2 separate regions of the Homo sapiens genome follow, and region 1 is linked to region 2. Evidence: chromatin loops called from intact Hi-C (ENCODE). Cell type or tissue: GM12878. All regions are shown on one strand. Links, peaks and the distances in the headings refer to the core of each region. The heading gives the core; the rest is flanking DNA.

Region 1 (8,380 bases), core at 187-8,186, 99 kb before region 2:
ATTTTTTTGGCAAAGATAGAAGTTCTATTTTTAAAATGATTTTAAAGCATAGTCCCTTTTTTAAGATTAAAATGTATTTGAAGGTACTGTCAATCTCTCAATCTTTATTCTAAGCTTGATTTCTTAATTTGATCTTGTTGACTTTTTTACTAGTGACTCAGACCTTATTGCATTATATTTATTGTGTTATAAAGCAATTATATACTTAAAATTATAATAAGATTTGTTCTTGTCTAAGGATAATTCAGCTTCTAAATTGAATATGAGTATATTGTATCAAACAATAAGAGTACAGAGACTTTTAGACATTCATGAGCAAAAAAAGATTTTTTAATACGAGAGAATTTAATCAATTTATTTGTTAAGATGGATTCTCACTCTGTCGCCCAGGCTGGAGTGCAGTAGCACAGTCTCGGCTCACTGCAACCTCCACCTCCCGGGTTCAAGCGATTATCCTGCCACAGCCTCCTGAGTAGCCGGGATTACAGGCGCTCGCCACCACGCCGAGCTAATTGTTGTATTTTGAGTAGAGACGGGATTTCCCCATGTTGACCAGGCTGGTCTCCTGACCTCAAGTGATCTGCTCACCTCCCAAAGTGCTGGGATTACAGGTGTGAGCCACAGCGCCTGGCCAAGAGTTTACTTTAAATTGGTTCCTGAAAAAATAGCTGGAAAAGAATTAGGGTACGAGAATCTGACAGCATGGATGTACACTGTATCTTATCATTATATTTGTATTTTAGAGGTAGTTTTTGTCATTGGATTAGTTAATTTAACAAATACTTGGATGTCCACTGTTCATCAGATACTGTTCTGACTACTGGAAATGCAGCCCTAACAAACCAAGTCCTTGCCTTATTAGAATGTACATTAATGTGGGGAAAGTAAACAGCAAACATGTAATGTGGATATTTAATAGATAGTGAATAATAACACTGTTTGACCTAGAATGGTGGTTTTGAAACATTTAAAAATCAGTGAAAGTCTTTCCTTTTTTTTTTTTTTGAGACAGAGTCTCGCTCTGTCACCCAGGCTGGAGTGCAGTGGTGCGATCTCCGCTCACTGCAAGCTCTGCCTCCTGGGTTCATGCCATTCTCCAGCCTCAGCCTCCTGAGTAGCTGAGACTACAGGTGCCCTCCACCACGCCCGGCTAATTTTTTGTATTTTTAGTAGAGATGGGGTTTCACCATGTTAGCCAGGATGGTCTCGATCTCCTGACCTCATGATCCGCCCGCCTCGGCCTCCCAAAGTGCTGGATTACAGGTGTGAGCCACCGTGCCCGGCCCAGTGAAACTGTTTCTTAACTTGGAAGTCCAGCAATATAAAACAGGTGAAATTAGAGTTAATCTGGTTAAGTGGCATGGGGTCTTGGAGCCTTGCCCCCACCTTCCCAGGGTTTGTCAGAGCACAGTTTGAAAACTGGTCTTGATTTTAGATTGTTGAATAAGAATGAATATGAAAATGTGATTGGAACTAAATCTCTTAATAGTTGAGGTTTATAAATCCTCTTAATAGTTTGGGGATTTATGCCTACATCTGTGGTAGGAAGCAGTAGAGAACAATTTATTAGAATGCATTTTATGGATGATTATCTATATATGTAAAAAGTCTAATAAGATTTTTACTTTTTTGCTCTAGAAAATTATTGGTGTGTTTAAACCCAAATCAGAAGAGCCTTATGGTCAACTCAATCCAAAATGGACCAAATATGTCCATAAGGTCTGCTGCCCTTGCTGCTTTGGCCGAGGCTGCCTGATTCCTAATCAGGGGTACCTTTCCGAAGCGGGTGCCTATCTTGTGGACAACAAGCTTCATCTGAGCATTGTACCTAAAACAAAGGTAAGCCAGACTTTATTTTTAACCATGGACTTTTAATTTACAACCTGCTTATATCTGAATATTTCAGTAATTATTCCTAATGATAGAACCTAAAGTGGAGCCCCTTTTTTGGTAGTAGTCCAAGAGTCATGAGTGACTGGTAACTAGTAAATTGATTGTAGTGTAGATCCACAAAGTACTTAAAGGAATGTGTCTTGTCTCTGTGAGATCTGACGATGCTAACAAAAAGAGGATAAAGAACTAGCATTCAGAAGGCAGGAAAATATCAGGGGATCCAGAGATCCTATTGAAGGCAGAGATAACCAATGTGCTTAAAGACTTGTATTGTCCTTTCAGCCTTTATACAAAATTTTTTTCTTTTCTCTTGTTTTGTTTTTTTAAGAGACAGGGTGTTGCTGTGTTGCCCAGACTGGCCTTAAATTTCTCTGCTTATGCAGTCCTCCTGCCTCAGCCTCCTGAGTAGCTGGGACTACAGGCACATACCATCATGTGCCTGGCACCCACATCTTTTCTCTTTATCATGGCTCACTGCAGCCTCATCCTGCTGGGCTCAGGTGCAGCCTCATCCTGCTGGGCTCAGGTGATCCTCCCACCTCAGCCTCCTGAGTAGCTGGGACTATAGGCACATACCATCATGCGCCTGGCACCCACATCCTTTCTGTTCTTTTCTTTTTTTTGAGACAGGGTCTCGTGCCCAGGCTGGAGTATAGGGATGCAATCATGGCTCACTGCAGCCTTGTCCTGCTGGGCTCAGGTGATCCTCCCACCTCAGCCTCCTGAGTAGCTTGTAATACAGGCATCACCACCACACCTAGCCAGCTTTTGTATTTTTAGTAGAGATGGAATTTCTCCATGTTGCCCAGGCTGGTCTCAAACTCCTGAGCTCAAGCAGTCTACCTGCCACAGCCCCCCAGAGTGTTGGGATTACAGGCATGAGCCACTGCACCCAGCTAACCTGGCATCCTTTCTAAATTTTTACTTGAAGCCTTCTTCCTTAAAATGTTTATTCCTAAGTCTACAGTTCAATACTGTTACTTTGACCACTGGCAAATTTAGGCCTCTAAAAGGCTTTTATACCACTCTCAGAAAGAAATATGTGCCCTTCATTTAACAAGGCTTTGCAAAATTCCCTGGCTTTTCTGTTTTAGATTCTCTGGGGCCTTTATTACAGGATTAAACTTTGCTAATTTTCATCATTAGAGTGAGTTTCATGGTGTATATGAAAAGAGATACTATAATGCAAATTCTAACCATTTTTCTGAATTGTATGTTTCTAGGTGGTTTGGCTTGTCAGTGAGACATTTAACTATAATGCGATTGACCGTGCAAAATCAAGAGGCAAAAAGTATGCTTTAGAAAAAGTGCCAAAAGTGGGTAGAAAGTTTCATAGGATAGGACTCCCTCCTAAGGTAAGTTTCTCTGATAAGCTGTATTTAGAGGGCATTTGGGCACATACATCCTGAGCTCTAGGAGCCAGGCATTGTGCTATTAGCTGTGGATATTATAGCACAGATTTTTCATCTTCCAGGAGCTTATAGTAAACAGGTAATTTTAGTGTAATATAAAGCTGTTGAGATGACGGTAAGTTCAGGGAGCTCTAAGAGGATAGATGGATGCCTAACCCAGTTTAGAGGGATGGGAGGTGTTTCCAGGAAGAGGTTGCATGAAAGGCTTATAAAGTAATGGGTAAAACCACAGGTCTGGAATCAGACCTAATCCCAGCCTCTCTGCTAGTTTGCTGGGATTAGGTCTGATTCCAGAACTTACCTCGGGTAAGTTCTTTACTTGCTCTTTCTCTTTCTTTTTTTTTGATAGAGGGTCTCACTCTGTTGCCCCAGCTGGAGTACAGTGTTGTGAACAGGGCTTACTGCAGCCTCGACCTCGTGGGCTCAGATAATCTTCCTGCCTCAGGCTTCTGAGTAGCTGGGACCACAGGTGCACACCACCACACCTGACTAATTAAAAAAAATTTTTTTTGTAGAGATAGAGTCTCACCATGTTGCCTAGGCTGGTCTTGAATTCCTGGGCTGAAGCAATCCTCTCGCTTTGGCCTCCCAAAGTGCTGGGATTACAGGTGTTAGCCGCTGTGCCTGGCCAAGTTCCTTACTCTAAGCTCCAGTTTCTATAAAATGAGAATGACAAAAACTACCTCTTAGGTTGTTGTGAGGAGAAAACTAAGAAATTCATGTCAAGGACTTGGTACATAGTAAAGGTTAAGTAAATGGCAGCAGCTATGTTTACTTACTACACATTAGGTTTTCTTTTTTCTTATCACCTTTAAGTAAACCTGAGGGATGATGAGCAGCCAGCTAAACAAGGGTAGAGAGGGTTAATGGGAAAGGCATTCTAGAAAAAGCTTTAAGACTTATTTTTTAGAAATGTATTTGGCTTATGATTTTCTTGCTTCCCTACATTTATCTAGATAAAAAGAATTTCAGTAGGAATTCATCATTAACCTAACTTTTAAGATAAATTTTACTCAAAGTGGGCAGGAAGTTTGAAAGTTTTTAAAAGGCTTGTTCTTCCTTAGACATGCTGAAATAAGTGTGACTAAAGGAGGATGTTATTTCCATATTTATGACTACTAGGTCTTAGTTATAAGTATTTTAAAGAACACTTGTAGGAAATCATGAAAATTTCATGCCAGCAACAAAAACATTAAGTGTTAGAATAAAAAGCAGATTTTCTTTGTGGTGATTTGTTTGTATTTTTGAAGCAAACTAGGGTTACCTGTTACCTGTTTGTCACATGCTACTTAAATTTTTATTTCCTTCTCCAACAAATTGTTTACTATTAACTAGTAATCTTAGTAACAAAAATGCCTTCTTAAATGGTCATATCTTCAAGGAAAGGACTTTTTTAAAACCGCTATCAATATTATGATTAATAGATTTGTTCTTTAAAATTTAAGACTGGGTATTTAATCTGTGTGGTTAAGGAATCTGTCCTTTTTTTTTTTTTTGAGACAGTCTCGCTGTGTCGCCTAGGTTGGAGTGCAGTGGTGCAATCTTGGCTCACTGTAACCTCTGCCTCCCGAGTTCAAGCGATTCTCCTGCCTCAGCCTTCTGAGTAGCTGGGACTACAGGCATGTGCCACCACACATGGCTAATTTTTTGTATTTTAAATAGAGACAGGGTTTTTACCATGTTGGCCAGGCTGGTCTCAAACTCCTGGCCTCAAGTGATCCACCCACCTCAGCCTCCCAAAGTGCTGGGATTACAGGTGTGAGCCACCACACCTGGCCTCATCCTATTTTTAAAATAAAATAATTTATTTAGAATTCAAAGAAAGAGTCTTAACAACTAAAAAAAAAAAATGAAAAAAAATTATTTATTGTATTTTATGTCATAAAAAGAATCTGGAAAAGTTCAGATAAAATTGCACTGTTACTGAATAAGCAGGATAGGTTTAAAATTTGGCCTCCATAATTAAATTCACCTTAATGAATATTTTTAGAAAAACGGCATTCTTTTTCAGAGTGTCACCTTGAAGACATGTGTTTATTCTTTTTTTAAATTTTCCCAAAATAGCTGCTATGCTCCTTGAAAGTCTAGGGGTAAGCATTTTTTATTTGCTATGTATTCTTTATGTGATTATTTAAAATTAGTGTATAAAAATGGTTTTCTTGATAAATGTGGCTTATCTAAATTAGTGTTAAGTTTTCTTATTGTGTTTACATGACATATTTTTTGACAGTACTGCTGAGAAATATAAATATTAATCCCCTTGTTCTTGTACTTTCTTTTCTAACTATAGTTCTTAAAATTATAGATTGGTTCCTTTCAGTTATTTGTTGAAGGTTACAAGGAGGCTGAATATTGGCTTAGGAAATTTGAAGCTGACCCTTTGCCTGAGAATATTAGAAAACAATTTCAGTCACAATTTGAAAGATTAGTTATTTTGGATTACATCATCAGAAATACAGGTATTGAAGTTCTCTCATTTGTTCACGTAAATCTTGTTCATTTTCAAACTATATTCTTGTTATCCAAATCAAAGCGGTAAACTTTTGTTGCAGAAGTCTTGAAGCCACTTTCTCTGTCTGTCTTGGCAAACAGATGTAGTATTGACTCTCCTGGGCAGAATTCATCCTGTGTGGGATAGATTCTGACTCATAGCAGGCTCCTAGATCAGTTCCTGTCCCCTAGGGAGGAATTTCCTAGGGGCAGGGCAAAGTCAGATATTGGAAATGTTATCTGCATAATGTGAGTAATTAAGGCTTCATTGTATAAATTATGTTAGGTGCTTATTTTGACATTATGTAACTCTTAGTGTAGTCTATAAATACACTAAACTCTTAATTTTTCCTGTGCTATAAAGGAGCAATGACGTAGACCAGGGATGTCCAGTCTTTTGGCTTCCCTGGGCCACACTGGAAGAAGAATTGTCTTGGGCCACACATAAAAACAGTAACACTAATGACAGCTGATGAGCTTAAAAAAAAAAAGTATAAAAAAAAAATCTCATAATGTTTCAAGAAAGTTTACAAATTTTTGTTGGGCCACATTCAAAGCCATCCTGGGCAGCATGCGGCCTGCAGGCCACGGGTTGGATAAGCTTGATGTAGATTATCCAAAGCAGGGGCTCCCCATTGTGGGTCCCTGGACTGTCAGGGTCAGCATTACGTGAGAATTTGTTAAACATGCATCTTCTCAGACACTACGCTGGACCTTTTGGAACAGAAATTGCAAGTGGGTACTGGCAGGCTGGGTTTTAAGGTACCCTCCAGGTAATTCTGATGCATTCTGAAGTTTGAGAACCACTGGTTCAAAATGTTTTCTTATTTAGTTTTTGGAAACGAATCAAATAATTTTCCAGATTCACTTTCTTAATTTACATATATATGTTTATAGTCTAGACTACTTCTATGCTGACATGAGGTGAGCCTGCTTAGAAATTTGCCTAGAAATAGGGGGTTAATGCTTTTTCTTCCTAAAGTGAAGAAAAGCTCTTTGATTTTAATAACCTTGATTTAATAATTGTATCACCTCACAGGGTAGTTTTGAGGATTACATGAATTATTACATACTAAGCACTTAAAACAATGTCGGCCCAGAGAAAATATTCAATAAATGTTAGCTCACATTTATGTTTGTTTTTTTTTTTTTAGTTTCTTTGTGTTAAATTGTGACCTTTAATATGCTACAGATAACCAGTGAAAGTCTCAAAAATCAGGAGATCACTAGAGTTTTCTCATTGATATTAAGCCATGATGTCCATAGAAATGAAGTAACAGATTTTCTTGTTTGTTTTGAAAGACAGGGGCAATGATAATTGGTTAGTCAGATACGAAAAGCAGAAATGTGAAAAGGAAATTGACCATAAGGTAAGGAAATTTACAATTTTATATATATATATATATATATATATATATATACACACACACACACACACACACATACACACACACACGTGTATATAATTGTGTATAACTTGTGAATATTATATATATATATATTCAATTTCTGTAAAAGATTCCTTTAAGTTATTCTTCACCATTTCCTCCTTCTTTCACTTAATCCTTGGTTTTTAAATCTACTGTCTCTGTTTTTCTCACACTTTTTATTTTTGTCACTTGTTTACGTTGCATTTCTTGATTCTTGATTTTTTTTTTTTTTTTTTTTTAGGGGTGGGATTTTGCCGTGTTGGCCAGGCTGGTCTCGAACTTCTGGCCTCAAGCAATCCATCCGCCTTGGCCTCCCAAAGTGCTGGGATTACAGTCATGTGCCACCACACCCAGCCAGTTCTGTTTTTTCTTTTATTAATTGTTGGGCAGCTTTATTTTTTATTTCATATTAGAATAGAAGAATAATACCTGCCTAGTACTTTTTTAGAGTTTGAGAAATATATGGAATCCCCATATTTTGCTTTTATGTAATAAAGGCTTCTGGGATTTTTGTTCACCATGTTTGTATTTTACTAATTCACTTTCTTCTGAGTCCTTTCATTCAGTATTAGATAATACAATATTACCTAATAAATGGAACATGTGTGCTTAACCTGTGAATCTTGTCCACTGAACTTAAAAAAAGTATTAAATACTTTTGCTATTTATAAGAAGCTGGTTTTAACATATATAATAGACTGCATAGAGCCTCAACACTGATATGAGAGTTATAGATTTTAGAGTAATTGCTATCGACTTTGAGTACCAAGTTGAAGTTTTAGATATTTACATAAGATTTTTTTTATAAAATACTTTTACAAGTTTAAAACAGTTTGTACATTTGGGAAAGTTTTAAGTGATTAAAAATATTTCTTCAATATTTATAATTTATGTTCTCAAGTAATGACTTAAAGCTGTTGCATCATTTTTAAAAGTTTGTGCTTTTAAATGTTTATCAAGGATATTTAAAAATACATATTCGTAGCACTTAGCAATAAAAAGGAACAAACGATACAATAGCGTGGATGAAACTTAAAATTATGCTGAGTGAAAGAAGCTACACATAAAGGGAACATATTGTATATTTATATTTAAAAATTAGAAAATGCAAACTAGTTTCTAGTGACAGAAAACAGACCAGTAGCTGGACTGCAG
Region 2 (8,380 bases), core at 35-8,034:
ATTCCACCCAAACAGCAGACACTGTACTTTCAAAGTGTTCACTTTTAATCTTTTTTTAAGAGTACTTTTTACAGGTTTGTAATCGTAGAAGACAATTTTGAATTCTGCTTTCTTCATTATGTCTTATAAGTATACATTTTTAAACATAGCTACACAATCTTTATGCTTTAATAAATAAATTATTTCATTTACAGGCTATTCCCTTCTTTTTGGACTACAGGTTGTTTTTACCTTTTAAGGTAATATAAATAACACTGCTGTAAACACCTTTTATGCATATAATTTTTTCATGTTTTATATAACTTGCTTAAAATAGATTTCCAAAACTGAGATTACTTTATCAAATATAATGGACTTTTTTATGGCTATTAAGTAGCATTAACAGGTTTTGTTCTAAAAGTGTGTAGCACAAGCCATTTTATACTTGACTTCTTGAGCTCTGCTTTGAGCAAAATTTATATCATAAGTCTTCTCAAAGCTCATTTAACTCGTTTTTGGGGCATCAAGTTTTCTGTTTCTTGTCTGAGGGATGCTTCTAGTATTGACATTTGCAATACGGAGATAGCTGACATATTCTAAAGAAGTTAACTACGTAAACGGGTTCTAGTTTTCAGCAGCATCTTCCGCCTTTGGCAATGGATGGTCATCTAGTGCAATGTTTGGCACACAGTAGGTGCCATGTATATGTCAAATGGATAACTGAGTGAAATAGCATGAACCCTGGAGTCAAAAAGGATCTGAGTTTTAATCCTGGTGCTGGCACTTACTTAACCCCTCTGAAGCTTATCTTACCTGTTAAATGAATGTGGCAATATATCTGTCTTTTAAGGTTTTAAGGATTTTATGAAATAATACCTGGAAAGGCTTAGCCCTGTCCTTAACACACAGCAAGTATTAAGTTTAGGTTCTTGCTGTCGGCATTGTCATCACCATCACTGTCATTGTCATCATTCAGATAGTCCCAAGGTAGGGGTAAAACTCTCCCTCAGGTCCTTTTTTGATAAATCTGAGAGATTAAAATTGCATAATTGTATAAATTGGGGCAAAAGTAATTACAGTTTTTGCCATTCATTTTAATTCATTCATTCCTTTTAATGGCAAAAACCGCAATTACTTTTGCACCAACCTAATAATTCGTGCCCTTAGAAAACTGTTACATCCATATTTAGAGAGGAGTTTTTCTTTTTTCACTATGGGCAAGAGTTTGAAATGGTGAGAGGACAAAAGAAGACAGATCCAGAATACAGCAGATGAGAGAGGCAATTTTGGAGTAACCAGCTGTCACTTGTTAGGCAGTCTGTGTTACTAGGAAAGAACTTTTGGAAATATTAGGGTTACAGTTTTGAGAAATAGTTGCAAGGTCCAAGTGTGGACAATAATTATGCACTTCAGTGTATTGATGAAGAAAGGTTCTGATTAGGTCATATGTGTCTGACAGGCTAAAAAGCAGTCTTCTCAATAAAGAGAAAGCCAACCTTTGGGAAAAAAAATGAGAACAAAGTCTAAAAGCAAATTTGTTTTTCCTAATTCCTGCTAAAGGGAAGAACAGTACTGTCCATTACATGCTCATGTTGGAGAAACTGTGCCGTATCTCCTCATGTATTTATAAACATTATTTGATTACGTTCTTGGACAATTTTTCTATTTTTTGAAAATTTCTCTGGACCTATTATTCCTTTCTGAGCATTTTGCTTTCCTCTTTTTCTTTTGTTACTTTAACTTCATTAAAATTTTTTTTTTAAATAGTGATGGGATCTCTCTGTGTTGCCCAGGCTGGTCTCGAACTCCTGGGCTGAAGCGAGCCTCTCACCTCAGCCTCCCAAAGTGCTGAGATTACAGGTGTGAGCCACCATGCCTGGCCTAACTTCATTTTGTGGTACTTTTTTTTCTTGTATATTAGCCTTCATTGAATGAAAACTTTGAGTCCCCTCTCCTTCACAGATCTTTTCCCATAGACCTTGATTAGGCCTTTTTTTTTTTTTTTTTTTTGGACATCACCTGAGATGATTATAAGCCCCCAAACCACAATGCAGTAAAAAACCCCAAATCACTAAATCCCTTCTTTGGAAATACTTCCCAGGTAAGAGGAAGGCAGAAATGCTGCAAATCTTCATAAAACATAAATTATGTAGACTCTTCAGTGATCAAGCACTTGATGAATACAGAATAAAACAGTCATCAAAGACCTAGAAAACCAAGAGTTTTATTAACAACAGATTAGAAAGGAAGGATGTGATGATGAAAAGAAACTCTGATTTCAAGTCAGAAGTCTGAGTCCTGGCACTGCCTTTTAGAGACCACTTAATCTTGGGAGAAGTCACTTTATCTCTCCAGGTTCTGTTTCCTTACCTATAAAATAAAATGATTGAATCAGAAAAGAGATGGTAGATAAGTTTCTCTTTTGGTACTAAGCCTGATAAATTGCTAGTGATTTTCTGGAGAATTTGTTGAGAATACCAGGCTTGGTAGCAAAGAGTAATGTGATTAGTGGTGTCCACCATGGGGGTGGGGTCAGGGAGTGGTGGTGTTCATGTCCTGAATTTTCTGTGTCTGAATTAGATGATCTCACCTCCTTTCCACCTGAGATGTTCTGCTCTCTCTTGTATGTACTTAATATGGGACACTTGTTTGGGGTGTTAAAAATATAGCTCTTTGCTTTTGTCAAAGCTATCCTTTTTAAACATCAGCCTGTTAGGACAGTATGTTTTTCAAGATTAGTTTCACAGTCAGAAATGAAGATATTTTGGCAGCAATTTCTGGAAAATTATTGCAAATTAAAAGATGGCTACCAAAATTCTTAAAATTTAATCTGTAATAAACATAAAACATGTAGTGGGTTTGAAGTAAAAAGGGGTATAAGATGTCCGCATGTCAATTTCAAATGAGAGCTTATGGGATATGGGTATTATGATAGACTTTGCTGCTGTGGTAGAAGCTGGTTGCTGGAGCAGAAGAAGGTACTGGGGACTTTGTGTGTGTGCTGAAATCCAATAGAACACAATCCTTAGGGAGTTACAGAAATGCAAGTACTCTGTCTTATTTAATCTTTCTTTCCTGGCCTGATACCTGGAACATAGTAGGCACAAAATAAATGTTGACATGGACGTCTCGGTCTCCATTTAACTAGTTTCAGTCTCATGTTACAGAAGACATTTGCGTATAGATAAAATTAAAAATTGGAAATTGCAGAGATTTTGTGCTTTCCCTCATTTCTATACAGTACTTCATCACATTAAATCAGTTCCATGGGAGAAATTTTCTATTTGAAAATGCCTCTCATCATCATTGTGAGTGAAATGTCAGGGATAATGATGGGAAAATGGTGTATCAGCTCTACTACTAGTGATAGGCAATTTGCAAAATTGTGTTTGCTTTACAGCACTTCCATAGGAGGTTTATTTGTGTGGCTGAAGCTATGAAATATGGATATATGTTAGAGGTACATTAATTTACTCTAGCAGCATGCATTTTACATACCATATGTTTATAGTTAATTAGCACAACAAACCCGCATTTAAAAATAATAATAATCTCAATTAGGTTATGCAAAGTCAAGCAATCAACCACCTTCCTGACACATACATTCGCTGACTCCTTGGGTAACCATAAAGAAATTGTTCTTTTTTTTTCCCTCTCTTCCATCTGCTATCTAGTATATTGCATAGAATATTCCATGTACTAGAAACCTTTCTAAAATATTATTCTCCAACATTTGAAAAGCTTCATATGAATCTCTTGGGAAGAATTTTTTTATTATGACACTCATAAATGCTCAAAATATCTTTGTTGAGTTTAATAAGGTACCGTATATTTATTGAGTACACAGAGGAGTGCATTAGGGGAAACATTATGAATTTAAATGATTTTAAAAGAAAATGACTTATGGTACTATTTTCAGGTGATTTTGTAGTAAAATCTATTTTTGTATGCTAGCCTCTAATAGATAACATATTCATAGAATTTTCAAAGTTAGAAAGAAACAGGTAACGTAGGCTGACTTCCCAACATAATAATCCTCTCCACTAAATTCATGACCAGCCGTCATCCAGCTTCACTTGAATGCTTCCAGTGAGCAGAGGACTACAGCCTTAGAAAGCAATGCAATTTATTTAATAGCTCTAATCGTTAGAAAATTTTCTCATATGGAGATAAAATATGCTCCCCATTAACTTCCAACCATTGGTCCTAGTTCTATTCTCTGAAGCAATAAAGGATAAGTCCAATTGCTATTCCATATGACACACCTTCAGTTATAGAATAGCTATCAGATCCTCCCAGTCATCTCTTTTCTGGATAAACATCCCCAATTTGTTAAGCTATAAATTCTGTTCATTCCCATTATTTTTCAAAGAAATGAACTAGTTTTATCAACGTCTCTCCTGAAATGTAGTGACTGAACACAGGGCTTCAAATGTGATCTAACCTGAAAGTTTCCTTGTTGTGATACTGTACTTCCAAATAGGCCAACTGTGAGTCCGTGCCAGCTTTTACACAGTTATGCTGGACTGCAAACTCACCATACTGACAGCCAGAAACCCTTAGGGGCTTTTCCACAGTGTCCCTTGGGTCTCCTCATCCTGTGCTACAGTGTACTTAGTTTTTCCCACTGCTGAAGCTTACCCTTAAACTAGACAGGGCTGGAGAACGAGCCTAGGAATCTCCCCTTAAAGGCCTCTCTTTCCCTTGTCCTCAATTTCTTACATTTTTGTGATTCACTTATTAAATAGCTAGCTTACAAGCCAGTTTTGTTGTAAGTTCTTTTGTATTCTTGTTTATTATAGAAACAATTCAGTACATAACTTATTTGAATGTCAGGCTTACCTGTACTGACCTCATAAAAAACCTCATGGTATTCTTGTGGATAATCTAAAGCAGTGGTTCTCAAACTTTAGTGTGCCAGGAGGGCTTGTTAAAACACAGATTGCTGGGCCCTACTCCCAGAGTTTCTGTTTTATTAGGCCCTAGGTGAGGTGAGAATTTGCATTCCTAATGAGATCCCAGGTGACACTGATATTGCTGATCCAGACACCACACTTTGAGAGCTACTGATGTAAAGAAAGGTGGATTTAGTGGCCAGGTGGATTCATAGCAGTCTTAAAACCAAATTGAGAATGCTTGTGGATAATAGGTTGGAGGAGGAGACTGAAGTAAGAAGCTAATAGAAGTCATGCTTGTTCACTTCGGTTTGCTTTCAAGATAATCTGCTGAAACTAAAAGTTGAGTTAAGGACCTTGAGGAGAGAGGTACATGTTTGAAATAGTCACTGTGGGGAGAACAACAATAATTGTGAACCTGTGTCTTCATCTCCATTTTTTACCTTATGCCAGGCCTTGAATAGTGTTTTACAAACATTATCTCATTTAACCTTCACAGCAACTTTAAGTACCGGTACCCTGTTCTTAAACATAAGATGACACAGAGCAAATTTCACACACAGAATGGGAAACCCTGACCAAATGAGCACACATCTTCAAAGACTGAATTTTTTAATGCCAAAAGCTAAGTTCTTGAATACACAATAGACTTTCTTGTAAAGTCTGTTGTATTAGATAAAAGATTAGAGTTGTTCCCTTAATACTAGACAATGTGAATTTGTCATAACAAATCTCTTTAATAATGAAATTTTACTGCTACAGAAGCTGTTGGTTAATAAGTAAACTCTTGCTCTTAAGAATTTCTTGTTAAATACTATCTAAGAGAGATGGCTGTGCTTTAGTCAGGAGTAGGCCAAGGCAGCTTTCCAGCCGCAGCATGACTCAGCGGGTTTGGAGCACAGGTGCACAACTCTGCACGTTATGTAACCACACCGCAGGTGCATTAGGTGATCACTCGTGAGCTCGTGCTTGGCTTGGAGCCACTATTGTCTGTAAAAGGTATAATTACCCTGCTAACGCTGTACATATGGCCTGTGCCTAGGTTGGCTCATGCCCGGGCTCACTTGCACCCAGAGAGAGAGTAAAGCCATGTTGAAACTGTCTACAATTCCTCGAGTCTTTTTCCAGTTACCCGCCACTGGTCTACCCACTCCCCTTGGTCCTCTGTTTGGGCTGAAACCTGACACTTGGCGTGACAATTGACATCACGAACAGGATACTGAGGAGAGTGAGCCTTCATTCCCTGGTGATTCTGGGTCAGCCATGTGGCCACAGCATGGGTTGTGGTGCCCATTGTCAGCTGTGCTGCTTGGATGGGCTCCAATGGAAACCTGGGCAGCAGTAGATGGGTCCCCCGCAAGCATGGAGAAGGTACTGAAGCAGCTAGAAATGCAGAGCACTGAGAAGGAATGAGCTTTTGCCAGCAGAGTTGGATGGGCATTTTTGACTGTGCTACGAGAAGTACACACCCAGTCCCTGAGGGATGCAGTACAGATAAGGGCCCACCAGGTACAGATGGGGCACCTGGAGGCCTGGCTACACAGCTCAGAAAAAGAGTTAGAAGCTGCCATGAATGGGGACCTCCAGGCACAGGCGGGGCACCTGGAGGCTCGGCTACAGAGCTTGGAAAAGGAATTAGAGGCTGCTCTGGATACAGGCCTGGGTCTGTTGTCTTGGCCAGAGACCGCCACCTGGTCTGATACCAAGGAGGCTGTTGGCGGGATCAAGGGGTCCGTGCCACAAAGAAGGGAAAGATGCCCCACCTGCAGGGGTGCCCCCAATGGGAGAAAAGGGGGTCCCAATGAGTGACATGCTCACAGATGTGGATAGATTTGATTTTGGCCAGGGTCGACTAGGAGAGAATTGATAAGCAGCCCAGTGAACTTTGTGGAGACAGTTGTTTCCAGAGCAACAATTCCAGAAAATACCCAAGCAGGAGAAGAATGTTTCTGCGCGACCTGGTCCCACCCTGGCACTCCAGCCTAAAGACTATGTGCTGCAGCCAGGTGGGGTTATAAAGTCTTTTCTGTTTGATGAGGGAACTGGCCGAGGTTTCCCTCCCGAGGAGGCCACATGTGAAATTAGCAATCCACTGGTCTCCCACCAATGTACAGCAAGTGCTGGTGCTGGTAGACACCAGCGCAGATACATTCTGGGGTTGGATATTTTACATGACTTGGCAGCTGTGCCGTCTATCACGGACTTGATGGACCACTTGATGGAACTAGGACAGTATCACTATATAGTGGACTTGGCTAATGCATTCTTTTCCAGAGAGCCAGGAACAGTTTGCCTTCATGGGAGGATGACAGTGGACTTTCATAGTGTTGCCGCAGGGCTTTTTGCATAGCCCCACCATTAGCCATGGTCTTGTTAATGATATTATGCTAACCTCTGATTCTCTTGCAGATTTAGAAGCGGCAACACTCCCCTTGCCTAGAATTAAGATGGTGCGGCTGAGACCGCCTTCCTTGCAGCCAAGTGGGCCATTTAGCGGGCATATGCCCTATAGGTAGTTGACCGGGGCACCCATTTGAGCTGGATGTGCTTGTGACTACAGATAGTTTTGGCTGGGGCCAATAGCAGTGCATAGAGAACACCCTTGGGCTTTTGGTCCCAGCTGTGGAAGGGAGCTGAGCCCCGTTGTTCATTGATAAAGAAGCAGTTCATAACTCATATGCTGCCGTTCAGATTCATGAGAGCATGGCAGGACAGGCTACAGACATTGTGCATACGACTTGCCTGATAGTGTGATGGATGTGTTCATGGATAACAATCCCCCAAACTGGGACAGTGCAGGCATCCACTTTGGCAAAGTGGGGCACCTACTTGGAGCAGCAGAGTATGCTGAGTACAAGTCCCTTAGCAGCAGAGTTGCAAGAGGTCTTGGGACCTGTAGTCCTAATGCAAGATAAGGCCATGGTGCCTGAAGCAACCCTACACCTTGAGCCATTGCTGTTTAAGAAAGGGCATCCCCACATTCCTGATGGGGGGGCATGATACACAGATGGGTCTAGCCAAGGTGCTACTGCTGCCTAGACTGCTGTTGCAGTCCAACCTAGTACTGATACCATATGGTTTGAAACTGGGCATGGGCAAAGTAGCCAATGGGCTGAACTTAGAGCATTGTGGATGGTGATCACCAAGGAGGTGACCCCTATGGTAATCTGTACTGATACCTGGGTGGTCTATCAAGGGTTAACCTTGTGGTTAACTACCTAGAAGTTACCAAGGTGACTAGTTGGTCACCAGCCCCTGGGGGCCAGGCCATGTGGCAAGACCCTATAGGAGGAAGGATGACCTCCTCCAACCAAGTATGGGGACAAAAGGTAATCTGTTGTTGCCTGTCCTAATGCCTTTAAAGGTAGGGGAACAAAAACCTGGCTTAATGTATAAAGCAACATTGGGGTAACGTCACCATGAGGTGGTTGCCTGCCATAACCTGGAGCTGTTGCTTTCTGTGTTGTTGTGTGTTATGAATTCAGGGCTCCACCCTATGGGCATGT

What was found. Peaks named below come from ENCODE experiments on the same cell type or tissue, not always from the same donor. Only the 100,000 strongest peaks of a DNase experiment are listed, where the experiment ranks them.
Region 1: a loop joins it to region 2, with 2.3 times the contacts of the local background. A loop is called at or near these places in 2 of 110 quality-filtered maps.

What each region holds. Positions count from the first base shown.
Region 1 is chr4:25,253,427-25,261,806 of GRCh38, forward strand. It overlaps PI4K2B (phosphatidylinositol 4-kinase type 2 beta), which reads left to right. Exons shown (of 10, transcript NM_018323.4): 3 at 1,639-1,839; 4 at 3,117-3,248; 5 at 5,611-5,764; 6 at 7,098-7,165. Among named protein-coding and RNA genes, the nearest start is that of PI4K2B, 24 kb to the left of the region's middle. In GM12878, for the core only: no CTCF peak of the experiment used is centred there; no DNase peak of the experiment used is centred there.
Region 2 is chr4:25,352,937-25,361,316 of GRCh38, forward strand. The region is part of intron 8 of ZCCHC4 (zinc finger CCHC-type containing 4); the gene reads left to right. Among named protein-coding and RNA genes, the nearest start is that of ANAPC4, 20 kb to the right of the region's middle. In GM12878, for the core only: no CTCF peak of the experiment used is centred there; no DNase peak of the experiment used is centred there.